Linked DNA regions of Homo sapiens: region 1 is linked to region 2. A link is an interaction called in ENCODE POLR2A ChIA-PET data of the cell type or tissue named here. Cell type or tissue: OCI-LY7. All regions are shown on one strand. Each heading gives the region's core, and the rest is flanking DNA. Links, peaks and the distances in the headings are about the cores only. Region 1 overlaps HIPK2 (homeodomain interacting protein kinase 2). Region 2 overlaps HIPK2 (homeodomain interacting protein kinase 2).

The links. ChIA-PET counts read pairs that join two places held together with the same protein. Peaks named below come from ENCODE experiments on the same cell type or tissue, not always from the same donor. Only the 100,000 strongest peaks of a DNase experiment are listed, where the experiment ranks them.
Region 1: POLR2A ChIA-PET joins it to region 2 with 12 read pairs; 11 of 35 experiments call an interaction of 5 or more read pairs at or near these places.

Annotation. Positions count from the first base shown.
Region 1 is chr7:139,762,956-139,771,938 of GRCh38, reverse strand. All of the region lies in intron 1 of HIPK2 (homeodomain interacting protein kinase 2), which reads left to right. Among named protein-coding and RNA genes, the nearest start is that of HIPK2, 11 kb to the left of the region's middle. In OCI-LY7, for the core only: no CTCF peak of the experiment used is centred there; a DNase peak (open chromatin) is centred at 4,268; H3K27ac peaks cover 1,118 bases.
Region 2 is chr7:139,660,339-139,669,321 of GRCh38, reverse strand. All of the region lies in intron 2 of HIPK2 (homeodomain interacting protein kinase 2), which reads left to right. Among named protein-coding and RNA genes, the nearest start is that of HIPK2, 110 kb to the left of the region's middle. In OCI-LY7, for the core only: no CTCF peak of the experiment used is centred there; no DNase peak of the experiment used is centred there.

The DNA of each region.
Region 1 (8,983 bases), core at 139-8,138, 100 kb before region 2:
AATTCCTGGGCCTGGCTGAAATCTCGCCTGCTGTCATTCAAACTTGTTTTCTTTTACTCAATTCCTTTCTCTAAAACCTTTCATATACTTAAAGATAATAACTGGGTCTCTTTAGCTTTTTCCTCACAGAGCCGGTTTTGTGTCACTGAAAGCATCTCCTTTCTCTCTTCTGAACTCTCTCTAGTTTCTCCCTATTTAAAAAAATGGTGGCAGTTAAAACTGAATACAGCTCTTTAATAATGTTCTCATTAGTACCGCATATAAGAGAAAAACGACTTCAGGGTTCTTGCATCATCGTGAACCCCTGGAGGGCAGGAACCATGTCTGATTCATCTTTGTCCCCTACAATAGCCGTGCAGTTCCTTAAACCTAGTAGGCGCTTCATAAATATTTCTGGAATTGACTGTTCCTTTTAATGCATCTAAGTTATAACTTACGCAGCCCTGGATTGGTGACTCATCTGTAGCTCGCATTCATTTCGGCCGTCTTTATTTTTCTTGTACTTGTATCTGGCATCCCTCACCCCAACAAAGCCACCTTCTGCTTGACTCCACTGATCACTTTGCATTTCACCCCTCAACTTCCAACTCTTTAGAATCTTGCTTAATTATCTCCCGTAGATCTGACAAACAGAATGCAGAGGCCATAAGTATAAAAACTTGAACTACACTTGAAAGAAGAGCAAGCACACAGAAGAATCTTGATGATTCAGAGCAGTGTCAGGTCATCCTCATTTAGAAGGGACCGTTTGTCAAATTCGTTATAGATTCTGAGTCAGCTAAAGCCATACCTGTTTTACTAGGTTCTCCAAGGTGAGTGAGCTAGGTGTTTATGAGAGTGGTTACAAGTCAGACTTTCAGAGGGTAGTCCTCCCTCTCTTTGGTTTAAAGCCAATGGAAAAGGCAAAAGATGTAATGAACGACATCACTGCAGGTTGTGTTTTTTCTGACAGATATCTTTGCCCTTAGAAAGCAAGCTAGTAAAATCATTGCCAAAAAAGAAAAGGCAGAAAACCTTTGAAACTCCAAAATATCTTTGTGGTTTTATAGCTACTTATTTCTGAATACAGCATTGAACAAATTTGTAATGTTTTTGACAGTAGTCTGTTTTAACAATTCTTGCCTAAGTACTTTTGCCTTAGTAGGTTCTGATCAATTAAATGCCACTGTGTTTAAGCAGAATTAAGATTGATCAATTCTTCTGCATGTGTTAATGCTGTCGACTCTATAAAAACCTTTGTCACAAAAAGAATGCAGCCTAATATGTGAGTGGACAAGGGTATTTTTCCTCCAGGTGGTTCTGTCCATCCGCAGTGAGAGATCACCATAGAACCTTCCATGACATTGACTACGAAAGCACTTCTGGCTTCACACAGTCACAGATTTGCATCTTGAAGAACAAAGGGTTTGTTTGTGTATTTTTACCATTTTCCTTCACACTAATATTTCCCTGTTGATTCAACCTATGGAATCGTTATTCCCAAGTAAAATCATTCGTCCAAGGGCTTATGATAAGAAGCCAGCTCTATACAATATAGAACTTATAGTTTCATAGCATTAAGGAAGCAAATTTTAATGGTGTTTGTGCCTGGATTTCTGTTAAAAGTCACAGGGTTATAATGCCGAGGTTGTGAGTATTAAATTAAAAAATTTTAAAAAGTCACAGGGCAGGGAGATTTGGAAAACTCCAGCTTATTGCCGATTGTGGAAATGTGTTCTTTTAAAATTTGTTTATTTTGTATCTAATGAAAGATTTATAGGGCTCTGACAAAAACCAGCATGTACGTTTTTGAAACTGTACAGAAAGACAGCAAGTTACACCTTCCTGAATTCTGTGTCACGGCATCTACTCACCAGAATCTGAGCGGATAGCAGGGACTTCTGGAGGATAGTAAGTGTCAGGGGAACTCGTGACAGGGAGAAGGAGCACCAAGAGAGAATGCACACGTGCTTTCGGCCTTTTCCCCTGAACCACTCACCTCTGCAGCTCCAGCACAGTGTCATTACTATTATTCATTAAGTGTGACCTGTACCATCAGGAAAAGATTCATCAGTTTCATTATGTTCTGTTAACTGAGCCTGGGAGGTTCTCTAATGTATTACAGAAATGCTTCCACTAGTCAGTGGTTAAAGAAATTCTTTCATTTGCTTGTTACAGTGATGTACTCCAAAGAGGATTTAAGGCTGCTTAAATGGTTAAGTTTCTGGTAGAGAGGGAAATTAATTTATGTAGATCAATTTTGTGGATAGCTTCTTTCCAAGGATGTCGGATAAATGAGGTATTCCTATAGAAAGAGACAACAGCAATAGGCAAAGCTCTGGTGTTGGCTTAACAAGGTGAATAAGCAGAGTGCATAATGGAATTCATTTGCAAAGTAATTTTTGCTTGGCTGGAGTGGTAAGCACAAAATAGACTAGCAGATGAGAATGGTAAGTGTTTGGGATCAGTTGTTAAAAGGTTTAAAAGGGGTTCTAATTCAAGTGACATTTTGTGGTGTGGAGAAGGGGACCGATATTATCAGAATGATACTTGAACAAGGTAATTTTTACTGGCCTGGGTATAATAGAAGGAACCAGACAGCCAGGGGTGGGCCATGCTGGTAGGCCTTGTGGTGCGGTGGAAGGCACTGCGGCCGTGGAGATGGAGGTGGGCCATGCTGGGAGGCCTTGTGGTGCGGTGGAAGGCACTGCGGCCGTGGAGTTGGGGCAGGGCTGCTGTTGGGGTGGTGCAGGAGAACACGCATCGAGCACTTGTCGGCTTGCCTGGTCCAGAGGTTCAATAAATGTTGGTTTCTTTTTGCTTTCCTCCCCACACCTTATGGCAGTGATCTAGGATCAGGAAAACTTGCTGGGATTGGCAATACCATGATGTTCTGTTTTTCTAAAGAATCTCTTTTTGTAGGCTCACTCGCATTTCACAGAATCTGACTGGGTCATAGTATAACCCTGGTGGGGTCTTCATGCGTTATTATTCAGTCTTTGACACATGAGAATCTGAGGCCAGAGCAATGAAGAGGCTGTTCCAATGTTATGTGTGCTGGGGGAGCAGAGCTAGGGCTCTTCCTCTCCCTTCCCCTGTAGCAGTGTGCACAGAAGCCCCAGAACACTCCAGAATGCCGAGTGGAGCTTTGCTAGGCTGCACTGCCAGGTGGGGCTCCAGGTATAGTGGTTCCTACCAGGCTGTCAGAGCCACTTCCTTTTTCCCCAGAGGCATACGGAAGCTCCTGAGTTCTGGTTCTCGTGGTCCCCTTGCAGCCCACAGTGCTACACTGAGCCCCTCCTGCAGGGAGTGTTTCCCTCTGTCCCAAGGAAAGCAAGGCCACAGTGCCCTCAGTGGTTCCTTGTGTTTCCCTGAGAAAGTTCACAGCTTGTCACCATGAGCTACTTAATAACAACAACAACAAAAATCACAGGAGAGAAGTCAGTACGATCATGATGAGTTTCACAGAACCTCAAAGCACTTTTAAGTCATTAAGCAGCTTTAAAAAAAAAACTGATTTCCCAAGGTACAGTTTAAAGTCATTTTATCTCTTTGACATCACCAAAACTTGAGCCCTGCCTCTTGTCTCCAGGCATGACAGTCTGACCTCAGATAGGGTCCTGTTGTAGTCTCTGTCTGGGGCTACTCCCCACCTGCCTGGGAAGCATTTCAGTCCAGATGAGCAGCATTTGAAATTAGTTGAACACTCAGACTTTCACGGTTATAAGACACAAACTAGGGAGTGAGCTTGCCCTGACATTTGTGGGTCTTGGGTCAAGAGTGTGAAGCGAGGCCCCCAGTCTGCCATCCACCCAATTCTCTCTCTCTACTCCTGGTCTGTGTGTCCAAGCTGCGACCACTCCCACCTCCGCTTGGAACTGGGGTGCCTCTTGCCCACCTTCCAGGTCTACATGTACACCCACAGGCCCTGGGAAAGGGCCTGGAAGCAGGCATGAAGCCTTTTGGGCAGGGAATCTCATGGCCCCAGGGACCCAGAGCCTGGTCTTGAAGAAGAGGGTGGGTGCTCAGCCTATGAATGGGCACAGCCCATGTTGGGAGGGGTGAGCTTGGGCCTTGACCCAATGAGGTTCAGGGCTTGAGCCCTTGTTGCCCTGTCCTAAAGGCAGTACTGATAAGGGGACACCTTGCTTCAAAAACTGAAGCAACAAAGGCAACTTGAAATGTTTCCTGTTTATATGGCTGGTGGTTGCATTTCTGCATCCTCTGCTCTCCTTTTCCTCCTCAACCTTGGTCTCATACATATGATTGCTTCCTAAAGCAAAGCTGATGAAACTGACCCATTTCCTGTTGCTTGCCAAAGTAGTTCAGTAACCAGTATGTTCCTTCTGCTGGTGAAACCTGACAGAGAACCTGGTAATTCTGACAGCTGTTATGTTTTGTGGGTTTCAGCCACTGACTTCCATGGCCTCTCCTACCATCCTTCTTTGATGGCGTCTCTGCTCTCTGCTTCCACCTATTTATTTTTTCCCACTTGTCTACCCACAGAGCCAGGCTCCCTTACCTACCTGTTTATTCTTTGACTGTGTGTTCCTTGAGCGTGTATTTGCCTTGTTTTACTTGTAGGTGTGAAGGTCTAAGTGGATGTACACACAGAACCTTCTTTGGGGTGTATTTGTGTAAGGGACTGTCTGGAAGAAGTGGTTCTTCAACCTTTTTGCCCTTCAGTTCTCTGGAGGGCTTGTTACAACAGATTGCTGGGTTTCACCCCCAGAGTCTCTAATTCAGTAGGTCTGTGGTAGGCTTGAGCATTTGCATTTCCAGTTGAGGACCATTGTTTTGGAAGAGTACATTCAGAACAAAAAGTCAGAAATATTTAGAATCAGATGGTGGTTGTTTTGGTGAAAGCTTTTCTTGGATGTGAGAGAGTCAGGGACCTGGCCTTAGCATTCTTCGCAATTCTACTGCCTTTTGTGGCTGTGACTTCCAGAAGCCATAGGCACATGCAGATCCAGCCTCCGACTTCCTCTCCTCTCACCTGCCTTCACATCTTCTCAGGGAAGGTCACAAAGTGCAGGAGCCACTTTCTCTTGTTCATTCAGAGCCAGCTGGTCTGTGTAGTTCATCCAGTTTGGTCTTGGGGCCCCAGAATAAAATGGGCCAAATATCATCCTCACAATAGTAATACACTATTATTAACTAATATTTAAGAGCTCTATGATTTTCTCCATTTACAGAAGAGGAAATTGAGGCTTAGAGATATGAAATAATGTATGCAAGGACTCATAACAAGTAATTGGTAGAGCCAGAGTTTGAACCTCAGTCCACTTGTCGCCAGCGCATGCCCTTATCTTCACTGGCAGGCCACCCTGCTTCTTGCAGGTAAGTTAGAGTGATCCATGCCATGTGCAAGACTGACTCCGGTAAGAAGGATCTGGGATCCTCCTTGGAAAAGAGGCAATCAAGCTGGAGACCGAAGGTGCTAACACAGATTTCTGTGACACTCTTGTTCCATTTGTCCTGTTCATCAAACAGGGTCAAGTGAGGTGGTGAATGTACAGCACTTGGACCTGTGGCTGGCATGTAGGAATGTGGTAGAGGGCAGCCAAGCCATGAGTCCCCTTTGAGAGCAAAACATATCAAATATTCAGGAATACTCTTACTGAGACCTCTAAGGAAAAACATGTTATGGGAAGATGATCATAACAGCTAATACCGCACACTTGCTATTGCCAGTTCTGCACTAAGATTTTACATGTGTGAATTCATTGAATCCCTGTAGTAACACTCAAAAGAGGTTCCACTTCCACAGTGTTACACAGAGGCACAGGCAGGTGAGGCAGCTCCTGAGTGCAGAGATGGGATCGACTCCAGGCAGTCTGAGTCCAGAGCTGACTCCTGACCACCAGCTGCACAGTAGAGACTCTTCCTCATCCCTCCTAGATGAGAGAGGGCAACTTGTAAATACATTGGTTCTTCTCCAAGTATCAATGGTCTTTGTTTTCATCAAAATCTGGATAAGTATTTTAAAACTTGAGAGACCAATTTCTGTTGCTTTTCTTGAAAGATAAGGTGGTAGGACATAGGTTAGGCATGGACCATAAGAGTGGTGAAGGGGTTAGCTCTATCCAGTGTCAAACCATAATGCTTCAAATCTGGGACAAAATTTGACAGACCCATCCATGGGGCAGAAGGGGGGAGGCAGATTTCAGGTTCCATAGTCTGTGAGCATTTAACAGAAGATGGAGGAGGTGCTGTGAGGCCATGGGGAAAGGAAGGCTGATTACCTGAATGGGAATGGGACTATATGAGAGCAATCTGAAAAATCTCAGTGGGTATCATCACCTCACATCATTACACCAATGTAAATTCTGCCTGATTAAAATGTGAGGTTTGACAAAAATATGTTCAAAATACATTCAGTGTTCTGGGGACTCTCCTAGGTGCCAAGTGTACAGCATTGAGCAAAACAGATAAAATTCCTGCCCTGAAGCAGCTTGCGTTTTAGCAGATAAAGACAAACGTTCCACTTTTTTACAAAGCTTTTTACAAAAGCTTGAAGGAAATGGAAGTGGATATTTATTAAACCTCTGGAGGAGTTGAAATTTCTAAGATTAGAAGCTGTAGATGAACTCACAGAGGAAAATATTATTAGTCTTGTCAGCATAAACATTCCCCAAATGTTAAGGTTATTTACTATCATGAGTTATTCCTCAGTGTAATTCTATGTAACATTGAGGTTTGTCTAGATGTTAGGATAGGTCCTCCAAAGTAGATATACTAGGTCAAGGGATTTGAACATCTGTTGGGTTCTAGATACATCACCAGGTTAATTTCCTTGCCAAAGTTTAATTTTTTTTTTTTTTGAGACAGAGTCTCGCTCTGTCATCTAGACTGGAGTGTAGTGGCATGATCTCAGCTCACTGCAACCTCTGCCTCCTGGGTTCAAGAGATTCTCCTGCCTCAACTTCCTGATTAGCTGGGATTACAAGCACCCGCCACCATGCCCGGCTAATTTTTGTATTTTTAGTAGAGACAGCCTTTCACCATGTTGGCCAGGCTGGTCTCAAATTCCTGACTTCAGGTGATCCACCTGCCTCAGCCTCCCAAAGTGCTGGGATTACAGGCGTGAGCCACCACACCAAGCCTAAAGTATAATACTTTTATATTAAACAAATCAAACCACCAAGATGAAAAATTGAGTTAACCCACCTGTTTGTCTGGGTGCTGCTCTCAGGCCTGGGCCCTGCTGTCATTCTACCCCTCTCGCCAGGTGACATATCATTCCCAGGTTTTCAATGCTCCCTCTATCTGTTAGGGACTCCTAAAGTTGTATCTTTACCTAGACTTCTTTTTTCAGCTCCAGAGTCATAAAGCCATCAAGCTACTGGACCTCTCTCTTTGGATATCTCATCCTTAACACATTCAAAGGAAACATCTTGGTCAACCCCCTGAAATATACTGCTGTTCTGGAATTCTTTATTTCCATAAATGGCACCTTCTGTCACCCAGTAGTTCACATCAGAAACCCAGAGTCATCCTTGACTTTGTTTTACTTAACATTTAACCCATCACCAAATTGTATTGATTTTTGCCTCCCAGGTGTAGCCATTCTCATCATTCGCCATAGCTGTGTTCTCTAAAGTCGCCAGGAACACTGAATTAGTGAATACTGAATCATTACTCCTAAGGGAGATACAGAGTTAGGTTCCTGTGAGCCTCTGGTCATATTTCCATTGACTGATCAATACGTAGTATCAGTTTCGTTGGTGTAATAATGTTGTATGTTGGTAGATGTTGTACGTTGGTATAGCATTACATATGTTGGTGTGATGATGTTTTATGTGTGTTTCTGTTTAAACATATATCTTAGCATATAGTTTTGATTAACATCAAACTCATGCCCAACAGCACTATAACTCATGCCTGAACGAGCTTATCTAACACATGCGTTTCTCATAAGGCACATCACAGTCTTCTTGTGCTTAGGAGCACTAAGCAGCACTTTAGCACTGTGCTTGGGGACCATTTAAACAGCAAAATCACCAACAAAACACACCAAAATGCAAAAAAAATGTGGCACTATATAGACAGTTGAAAGGGTACTTGTTTATAGTATAAGAGCTGAAACAGGAAGGCAGAGTGTCACCATTGTGGAGCTCAGCTGGGAATGTGTGTGTTGACCAGCGCAACTTTTTTGCTGCTCTGCGCATGCGCAGGCATGACCAAAAGTGCTCTGAGTATTGACTTTGGGGTTACAAACACCTTTTAGTGAGTAGGTGAATTTGCAAATGTGGAATCCAGGAATAATGACGACAGACTGTTTATCGTGAAGCCATCCATTTCTGTCTCCACTGCCATCCCTTGTCTGGGGGTTGGCAAACTTTTTCTGTAAAGGTCCACGTGGTGCATATTTGAGGCTTTGCAGGCCATCTGGTCTCTGCCGCCGTTACTGAAGTTGTAGAGTGAAAGCTGCACAGACAATACATACACGAGTCACGTGGTGGGAGGGGCGTGTGGGGGGGGGGGCGTGTTCCGGCAAAATCTTACTCCTAAAAGCAGACTTGGGTTTGAATTTGGTGTCCAGTCTGTAGTTTGGATCCCTGTAGCTAGCCTAAGCCACCATAATGTCTCATCTGGACTGGCTTCCTGACTTGTCCCTCCATGCCTGTTCTTGACCTTCCCCAGCCAGTTTCCCATAGTGATATTAAGTGCACATTAGATTCTGTCACTGCCGTACTTCAGATGTCCAACTGCTTTCCATCACACTTGGAAGAAAATCCTGAATCCTGAACAGCATGGATCACAGCACAGTCCCGGCTTGCTTCTCTGATCTCCCTGGACACCAGTCTTCCCCTCTGTTTGCCCCATCCTGGCCTCTTTCAGTTCTGTGACTGTTCCCAGCTGTTTCCTGCTTCAGCACCCTTTCCCACACAACAGTCTTCCCTTCCTGGAATGTTCTCCTGCCTGGCAGCCTGGTTAATTCATGCTCACTCTGTGGTCACACCTCAAATGTCACTTCCTCCAGGAGGCTTTCCCTGATCCT
Region 2 (8,983 bases), core at 622-8,621:
AGATCACCAATGCCTCAAATTGGGAGAGCACGGCTTCTGTTTATTGTTCATCCTTTGAAATGACTTAAAAGGAAGCTGAGTACACAGTTGACCCCCTAGCCAAGGGGATTGATAGTGGTCTCGGGCTGGGGAGAGGACTCTGTGATTCTTCCCAAAAGGTCACTCCCTATCCAGAATGATAAGTCCTCAGTTTTTAGAATGTAGTTGTTAGGTAAAGGGATTAATCCAGAGAAAGAGATTTTAAGGCTGCATCATTGATTTTATTGTTTTGGATAAGAACGTGGAATTGGCTTTTCTGTAAATTGAGTACATTATATAAGGCACAGGTTAAAGTGATCCTTCCACGTGAATTCTTTCATGGTTATTTGATTATTTTCAGAATATCTTGACATTTGAAAGGCATACAGACAAAAGCCAATCATGTAAATAATTGCATTTCTAAAACAGTCATCAGTCTTCTTTTACTTCACCATTTTTAACCATTTGGATTCAAAGCTGGATTTTATCTCAACTAAATAGAACAGCTAATATCCAATTTAATGTGCAACTGTAACCAGTCAGACCCAGAAATTTTGAATAGCATTTGTAACTTTTAATCACAAAATTAATGGCATTAAACTCTAACAGAATAGATTCCATTTGTTAATTTTTTCTAATCAAACTTCAGATATTTATCCATGCCTCAGGTGAGAAATGTCTCACCAGACACCCAGTTAAATGAAAAGTAAATCATACCTTTTTTTTTTTTTTTGAGACAGAGCCTTGCTCTGTCACCCAGGCTGGAGTGCAGTGGCGCGATCTCACTGGAGCTTGCTCACTGCAAGCTCTGCCTCCCGGGTTCACGCCATTCTCCTGCCTCAGCCTCCCGAGTAGCTGGAACTACAGGCACACACCACCATGCCCAGCTAATTTTTTTGTATTTTTAGTAGAGATGGGGTTTCACCATGTTAGCCAGGATGGTCTTGATCTCCTGACCTCGTGATCCACCCACCTCGGCCTCCCAAAGTGCTGGGATTACAGGTGTGAGCCACTGCACTCGGCCAGTAAATCATACCTTTTTAAAATAGCATTTCACATTAATTATACTTACTTAGTTAACACTGAGGTTATCTATTATTGCATAAGATACCGTTGATTTTAGTTGCATATCATATGCAGGTAACTGCTTGCTTGCTTGCTTTTTTTTTTTTTTTTTGAGATGGAGTTTTGCGCTTGTCACCCAGGCTGGAGTGCAATGGTTTGATCTCGGCTTGCTGCAACCTCCACCTCCTGGGTTCAAGCGATCGCCTGTCTCAGCCTTCCGAGTAGCTGAGATGACAGTGCATGCCATCACACCCGGCTAATTTTTGTATTTTTAGTAGAGACAGGGTTTCATCATATTGGTCAGGCTGGTCTCGAACTCCTGACCTCAGGTGATCCACCCATCTCGGCCTCCCAAAGTGCTGCTGGGATTACAGGTGCGAGCCACCGCTCCCAGCCACAAGTAATTGCTTTCTTTGTTCTTACCTAAAAGATAAGCCAAAGTAAAATAGAATATATTTACTACTTAACACCTATGAAACTAGATTGTTCTAATGTATAAAGGAAATTAACCAATATGTTTTATATATTATACAAATGTACAAATATTTTCCCGAGAATCTGGCAATGTTTCTAAAAAGCAGCTCATTCTTTGTTGTTGTTTTCTGATTATAAAAGCTAGTGAGTCAGTACCACTTCTGAAATGGCAGTCACTACATTAGGATCCTGCAGCAGTGATTCAGCACCAGATTAGTGACACTCTGCAGTGTTACTAGTTGTCACAAAGGGTAGATCAAAAAGTATAAAATTAATTAAAAACTATGTATGTGTACAGTTCTTCTAAAGGTCAGTTTTTCAAATCATATCCCCAGCCATGAATATTTTTATATCCTTTTACCTGATGATCTCATTCCTTAAAATTATAAGTAATTAATTTTTTAAAAGCTATATGTGTATATGTGATTATCCAACTGTTTCTAAAGATTAAATATTAAAAACAACCAAAATCAGCAAATGAGCAGTGACAAAGTTTATAAGATGGAATATTAATAATTGGTGGACTTGATTATAAGTAGAAAGACCAAAACTATGCAAGGGTAACTATAGGCTATCAAGTGACAAAAAGAATGCAAAATTATATGATACTATGATTACAACTATGTATTTAAGGAGTTAAATGAAAATTTATTGTGTTAGAGTTAGAGTGTGGAGTTTTTTTGTTTTGTTTTTTTTTTTTAAGAAGGAGTCTCGCTCTGTTGCCCAGGCTGGAGTGCAGTGGCGCAATCTCGGCTCACTGCAACCTCTGCCCCCCAACAAGGTTCAAGCGATTCTTCTGCCTCAGCCTCCTGAGTAGCTGGGATTACAGGATCCTGCCACTACACCCAGCTAATTTTTGTATAGCAGCAGAGACGGGTTTCGCCATTTTGGCCAGGCTGGTCTAGAACTCCTGACCTCAGGCCGTCTACCTGCCTCGGCCTCCCAAACTGCTAGGATTATAGGTGTGAGCCACTGTACCCAGCCAGAATGTGGATTTTTTAAATTTTGTTTTCTTCATGTTGTTACGAAGTTGTCTAATACATTTCTAACATCTTTTTGTTATATCAGCACTTTATGGAGGACTAGAAGGCATCAGTCCATATCCCCAAAATATGGTGTCTTGTTGTACTGTGGTGCCTCTTAACAAATGATTGTATTCATTTGTGGCCTTCTAAAAGAGTGACTGCTTTTCTGAGAGTCTTTTACCTACTCCCAGAAAGTTATTTACTCTGTGGGACAGTTCATTCTGTTGCATCTTATCTGAGTACTTAAAGCCCCAAGGAAGAAGATGATATTTGCCAGTACATAAACTGACATTTTGGCACCTAATCTTTGACTTTAAGAAGAACCAGAGGACCCTTGATGGTTCCAGTGAGCCCTGGGTCTTCTGTGCTTTCGTGGCGAAGGCCTCTTTCAGAGGACACACCACGGCAGCCCCTGCTCCTCAAGTCTCAGAAGGCCTGAACCCATGGTAGCTGGAAATAATAGCTTGACATTCCTCCCTCATTTTAAACTGTGATTTTTTTTTTAAACACTCTTCTTGACCTTTTCTTTGAAGGAGGAACAAAACAGGGAAAACATTGCTCTTCAGTACACTAGTGAATTATTTTGACAATGGCAGTCTCCCGAAACAGGCTACCATGTCATCCCTACGCTTTTCTCTTGTGTGTCTTTGATTGGGTGTCATTGCCAGTCCTTACAGAAATTGGCTTCTGGCCCCCAATAGTCACTGTCTATCGGCAGGACCTATCACATAATTGCTATCTTGAAAGCACCATCTGGGCAGCTCAGTGTTTAAAAAAAAAAAAAAAAAAGGCAGACCTCCTTATTGACTTGAAAGAGCTTACAGTCTGCTTGTAAACAGAAGACATGAAATGACTGAAGAATGTTCTCAAAGCTCAACATGAACAAGTCACATTACAGACATTTGAACTGAACTGAATGCTGAAGGACCTTGAACAAATGAGCATCTGGGTCAGATTAGCTAGGCAGATGGCACTGGGTGCCCAAATGGAGTGAGCATGCATGGAAGAAAAAGTGAAGGCCCAGGCACTCATTTAGAGGGGAGGAGTTTGGTAATATAATGAGGATAAAGAATGCTTGTAGATTTCTGGTTAGTGAGTAGTAGAATAAAAATTGTGACTAAGCACCATGGGTGGATGGATGGATGGATGGATGGATGGATGGATGGATGGATGGATGGATGTGGCCAGGAGGCTGAAGGCAGTGCTCTATCCAGGAGAGCCAGGTCAGCGCATGCATAGCTAGGGCATAAGCTAAGAAAATGGGGAAGACACAGCAAATTCCTGATACTTTACATAAAAGGAGTTTGTTGGGTTTTATTTTAAAAGTGTTGAATGTGAGATAAAAAAGAAGAAGGGTTGGGATCCCTAATGTAGATGAATAGCTTTGTTTCAGGTCCGCCCTTCTGGGCACAGCGGGTCACACCTGTAATCCCAGCACTTTGGGAGACCAAGGCAGGAGGATTGCTTGAGCCCAGGAGTTCAATACCAGCCTGGGCAACATAGTAAGACCTCCATCTCTGTAAAAAATTCAAAAATCAACCTGGCATAGTGGCATGCAACTGCAGTCCCCGCTACTCAGGAGGCTGAGGTGGGAGGACCACCTAAGCGCAGGAGGTCTAGGCTGCAGGGAGCCATGATTGTACCACTGCATTCCAGCCTGGGTGACAGAGCAAGACCCTGTCTAAAAAAAAAAAAAAAAAGAGAGAGAAAGAAGAAGGGTAACCAAGGAAAGAGCTGGAAGGAATTTTAAGCCTTTGGAAACTGTTGTTATGGTGGTGTTAGAGACACTCTGTATTAAGGTCAGAGGAAGGAGTCTGAGCGCTTGTTGGTATGTTGTAAATAGCTGATATCTGTAGGATGTCTATGCAAATGATTAAGGTAAAAAAATAGGGAGCAGTTAGTAGCAGAGATTAGGTTTTTTGATCATTTCTGCTTTGGCTGAATTAATATACAGAAGGAAAAACTAGTTGAAAGTCAAAGGGGCACCTAAGTTAATGGTGGAGAGTGAGAAAAGAGACAGCAGAGAAATTTAGGGCTACAGTACAGCTCAGAGCCACTCACTACCAAAAGAAGAGACCAGCGGAGGTGGCCCTCGTTGTCCCCTGAAAGGGATGTTGCGCCATAGCAGGAAGGGTGGAAGCCATGTGGGAGGAATAAAAATCAAGGGTTTGCAGGAGAAAAATCCTCAAGCTACTTTTTTTTTTTGAGACAGTCTCACTGTGTTGCCCCGGCTGGAGTGCAATGGCTTGATCTCGGCTCACTGTAAACTCTGCCTCCCAGGTTCAAGCGATTCTCCTGCCTCAGCCTCCCTAGTAGCTGGGATTACAGGCACCCACCACCATGCCCGGCTAATTTTATATTTTTAGTAGAGATGGGGTTTTGCCGTGTTGGTCAGGCTGGTCTCGAACTCCTGACCTCAGGTGATCCACCTGCCTTGGCCTCCCAAAGTTGCTGGGATTACAGGCTTGAGCCACTATACCCAACCCCTCAAGCTACTTATTGTAGTTGAGAAAGAAGGGTGCGGATGACAGGAAAAATAAGTAGATGAATGCAAAGTGAGATTAACATGAGATATTTGGTTGGTTGGTTGGTTGGTTTGCTTGCTTGTTTGTTTGACTTCAGGAGAAACCTGGATCAGATTGGGCATGAGGGGAGGACGCTGAAGCGAGATGACCAAGTGTGAGAGGAGGGTCGTCAGGGACTCGGTACCAAGCGTGGGGGCAGAGTCCTCCTTGAAGAATGGCCCCTTGGCCCAGGCCTCTGGGGTTTGATCCCTGGTCACCCTGTATGTGGACACTGGCTTGGCAGAAGTCGAGGACAAGAATATTTCTGAGAGCTGGTGAAGGAAGACTCGTGGGCCGGCATTATGGGTGGGCTTCGGGAAAGCAGGAGATAGAATTGAGGAAGTTCCTGGCTAGTTCCTTCTCCTTGCTCAGTCTGTCTCCAGCTTCAAAGGTCAGCACTGTGGAGAGTGCTAAAGTCTCAAGGTTAAATTTTACCCCAGAGTCTAATTGAATTTAACTTTTACATTTTGTTTGTTTGTTTCTAATGTCTCAAAAGCCTGTTTTACCCAAAGCTATTTACAGTTGCCGTTGGGTTGGGATCCCTAACGTAGATGAATAGCTTTGTTTCAGGTCTGCCCTGCCTGGAGCCCCTCCTTCCCACCAGTTACCTTTATGGTTACATATGGTTTGGCATAGAATACCAGTAAAATACCAGTAGACACAGCTGAGGTGCTCTTTTTTGTTTCTGAAGGATTTTCAGTATAGTGTCATATCCGAACGTCAGGACAGTGGAGGAAGCCCACGAGGCCTCCAGCTCATCAGTGGCAGAGCCAGCATTCAGGGCCCCTGTGACTCTCCAGCTGCATTGCACTGCTGCCCCTGAGCTGTAAACCCGCTTCCTAGTTAGGAAGAAAGCTGAATTAGGTGATCTCCAGTCCAGCCTTCCAAGTAAGGCTTCTGTGAATCCATGGCTGTAAGCATTTGAATGAATGTCGTATAAAGAAGGTGAAGGTCAGTGGAGACCAGAACTGGGAGGAGAAGCTTCATGGTGGAGGGGACTTGAAGTGCACTCTGAAAGGCCAGTGGGCATGAGAAGGGCAGGATGCAGGGAGAGTTCCTGGGCTGAGGGAAGTGTGAGCAGGAATTAGTGTCGAAGGTCATGGACAGAAAGGAGCTGGCCTGAAACCCAGTCAGAGGCCATGGTGGCCAGTGGGAAGGTGGGGTCTGATGATGGAGAGCCCTGATAGTCAGAGACAGGACTTGGATAGTGTCAGGAATGTCTGAACAGCAGGGCAACATGAAGAAAGTGGCATTTTAGGCCAGGCACGATGGCTCATGCCTGTAATCCCAGCACTTTGGGAGGCCGAGGCAGGCAAATCACTTGAGGTCAGGAGTTCGAGACCAGCCTGGCCAGCATGTGAAACCCCATCTTTACTAAAAATACAAAGATTAGCTGGGTGTGGTGGCGTGCACCTGTAATCCCAGCTACTTTGAAGGCTGAGGTAGGAGTAACGCTTGAACCCAGGAGGTGGAGGTTGCAGTGAGCCGAGATCACGCCACTGTGCTCCAGCCTGGGTGACAGAGCGAGACTCCGTCTCAAAAAAAAAAAAAAAAAAAAGTGGTGTTTTAGGAAACTTCGCCTGGCAGTCGTACACAGGAGAGACAGCTAGGGACAGGCTTGTACACCCCTGGTATATGGCCCGAGTGGTAAACTCAACCTGAATGTGATTGATTCCCAAGGAAATTTCTTACAGGATTTCTTTGGCAAGTGGTTTATAAGCAACGATAGAAAGACCACAGGGTACCCATGTGACCTCACTGAGGAAAAAGGCATGCCAAATGAATCCCATTTATTTTCTTCATAACATTCTCAGAGAGTTCTGGCAGGGAAATAACAGACAAATCCTTACCTTTATACAGTGCTTTCCTGCTAAAAGTACATTCTAAATTTCAACTAGGCACTTGACAAGTGTGTGAAATTCTGTGAGCAAGATGGAGAAACATAGATTGGAGAGTGGTGCCGCTGGCTGGATGTTAGCTAAGGACTATACTCAAAGAGCATGGATTAAAGAGGGCGAGGTCCCTTGTAGATGCTGCAAAAATCTATGTGAGTGAATTGAATGAAGACATAAAAGGCTTTTTAGCACGTTTGTGGGTAACACCCTTTGGAAGAATAAAGAAGATCTCAGTAGAGGTCAGAAGCCAAGCTAAACATATAACAGTTGGTGAGAATAATGTAGTCTTAGCAAGTGTATTTTAATAATCAATTAATGTGAAAAACCTGAAATAATATTAAAAGACTCTGGGAGGAGGGAAAGGCTTTGGGGGAGATAGTTATGTAAGGATGAATGGTTAGTATCAGGTGGCTGTCAAAAGGGTTAATGCAATCTTAGGAGAGTAAGAAAAGCATAGTATTTAGAGCAAGCTTGTCCAGCCTGCAGGCTGCATGCAGCCCAGGACAGCTTTGAATGTGGCTCAACACAAATTCCTAAACTTCCTTAAAACATATGAGATTTTTTTGTGTGTGTGATTTTTTTTTAACTAATCAGCTATCATTAGTGTTAGTGTATTTTATGTGTGATGCAAGACAATTCTTACTCTGATTAGCACAAGGGAGATAATGGCCCCATTGTGTTATGTTACATTTGGGACATTTTTATGTTCATTGTATTGTGGGTGGGCTGTTATACTTTTGATGTGAAGGGTAGTAGAAGGATCTGGGGATATGTTTCAGCATGGAGAAGAAAGGAGAAGACCCCAAGGTTCATGACCACTGTCTTCAAGTATGTAAAAGGTTGCCATGTTGAAGACACCACAGATGGGTAGACTTATCCTGCACTTCTCCAGTGGGCATACTTAGGGCATTCTAAGCTAGGCAGATGTTAGACTTCATGAGCAGCTCACCAGTGGAGAGCAAAACAGGTTTGGTGTACAGCTGTCAGGGATTCTGTAGAAGAGACGCTTATATTGGGTGTCGGATTGTTCTCCAGGGTTTCTAGTGTGTTAAGTATTATCCAGTGGTGTGCTGGAGCCAGTTCATACCAGCTTGCAGGAGCTGGTTGTTAAATAATGAGGATTTTTAAGGGCTAGTAGTTAAAATGTTGTTTGCTTGAAATGGGCCATGGAAGCAGTATTTATACCAAGGAAATTGGCAATAGATCAACCCCACCCCACCCCACCCCTACCCAGTGTCAGCATGCCAGCATACCACCAGTATTATCCATAATAAAAAGGTGTCTTTTAGAGGCCGGGAGTCTCTGGAATGTGGAAGAGCAGACGGGTGTGGGAACATCCACGTGCGTGTTCTTTGGAGTTTTCAGATTCTGTTTCCTTGTTAATGGTGCGTAGCTCCCCTTTTGTGCTCATACCACTTCCTATCTCCTGCCAAGATCTGGGGCCTGTGAGTTTCTCTGTCTCTGGATCTGCCAGGAAAACGCAGATATCTTCTGTTGCTTGGAATAATTCTTTCCTTGTTACGTATCTAGACTGGCTAGCCCTCTGTGAGAGGTGCCTCCCACCTCATTCTCAGCACTAGCCTCAAGGACTGTGAATATCAGATGAATTCAACCAGTGAAATAGGATTTGGAAACACCTGGGCTGTTGAGAACAAGTGATTGTAGGAGTAAGGTCCAACCCACAAATATAACAAAGCCCCGCAGGCCATATGGCAATAACAGCCCAACCGATGGGGCCTTTGGGTTGACCTCAGATCAGCCTCTGTCCCCATGCTGCCTGGGCAGAGAGCAAACAATGACTTTATTTCTGTCACTTTTATCTCCCTTATTTCTTTGTAAAAAGGATTTAAATAAAGTCTGAGTCATGCTGTAACCAGGAAAAGCAAATGTCCTGTGGTATACATGATAGGCGAATTCAGCTGTGGTCATGCAAATTGTATTT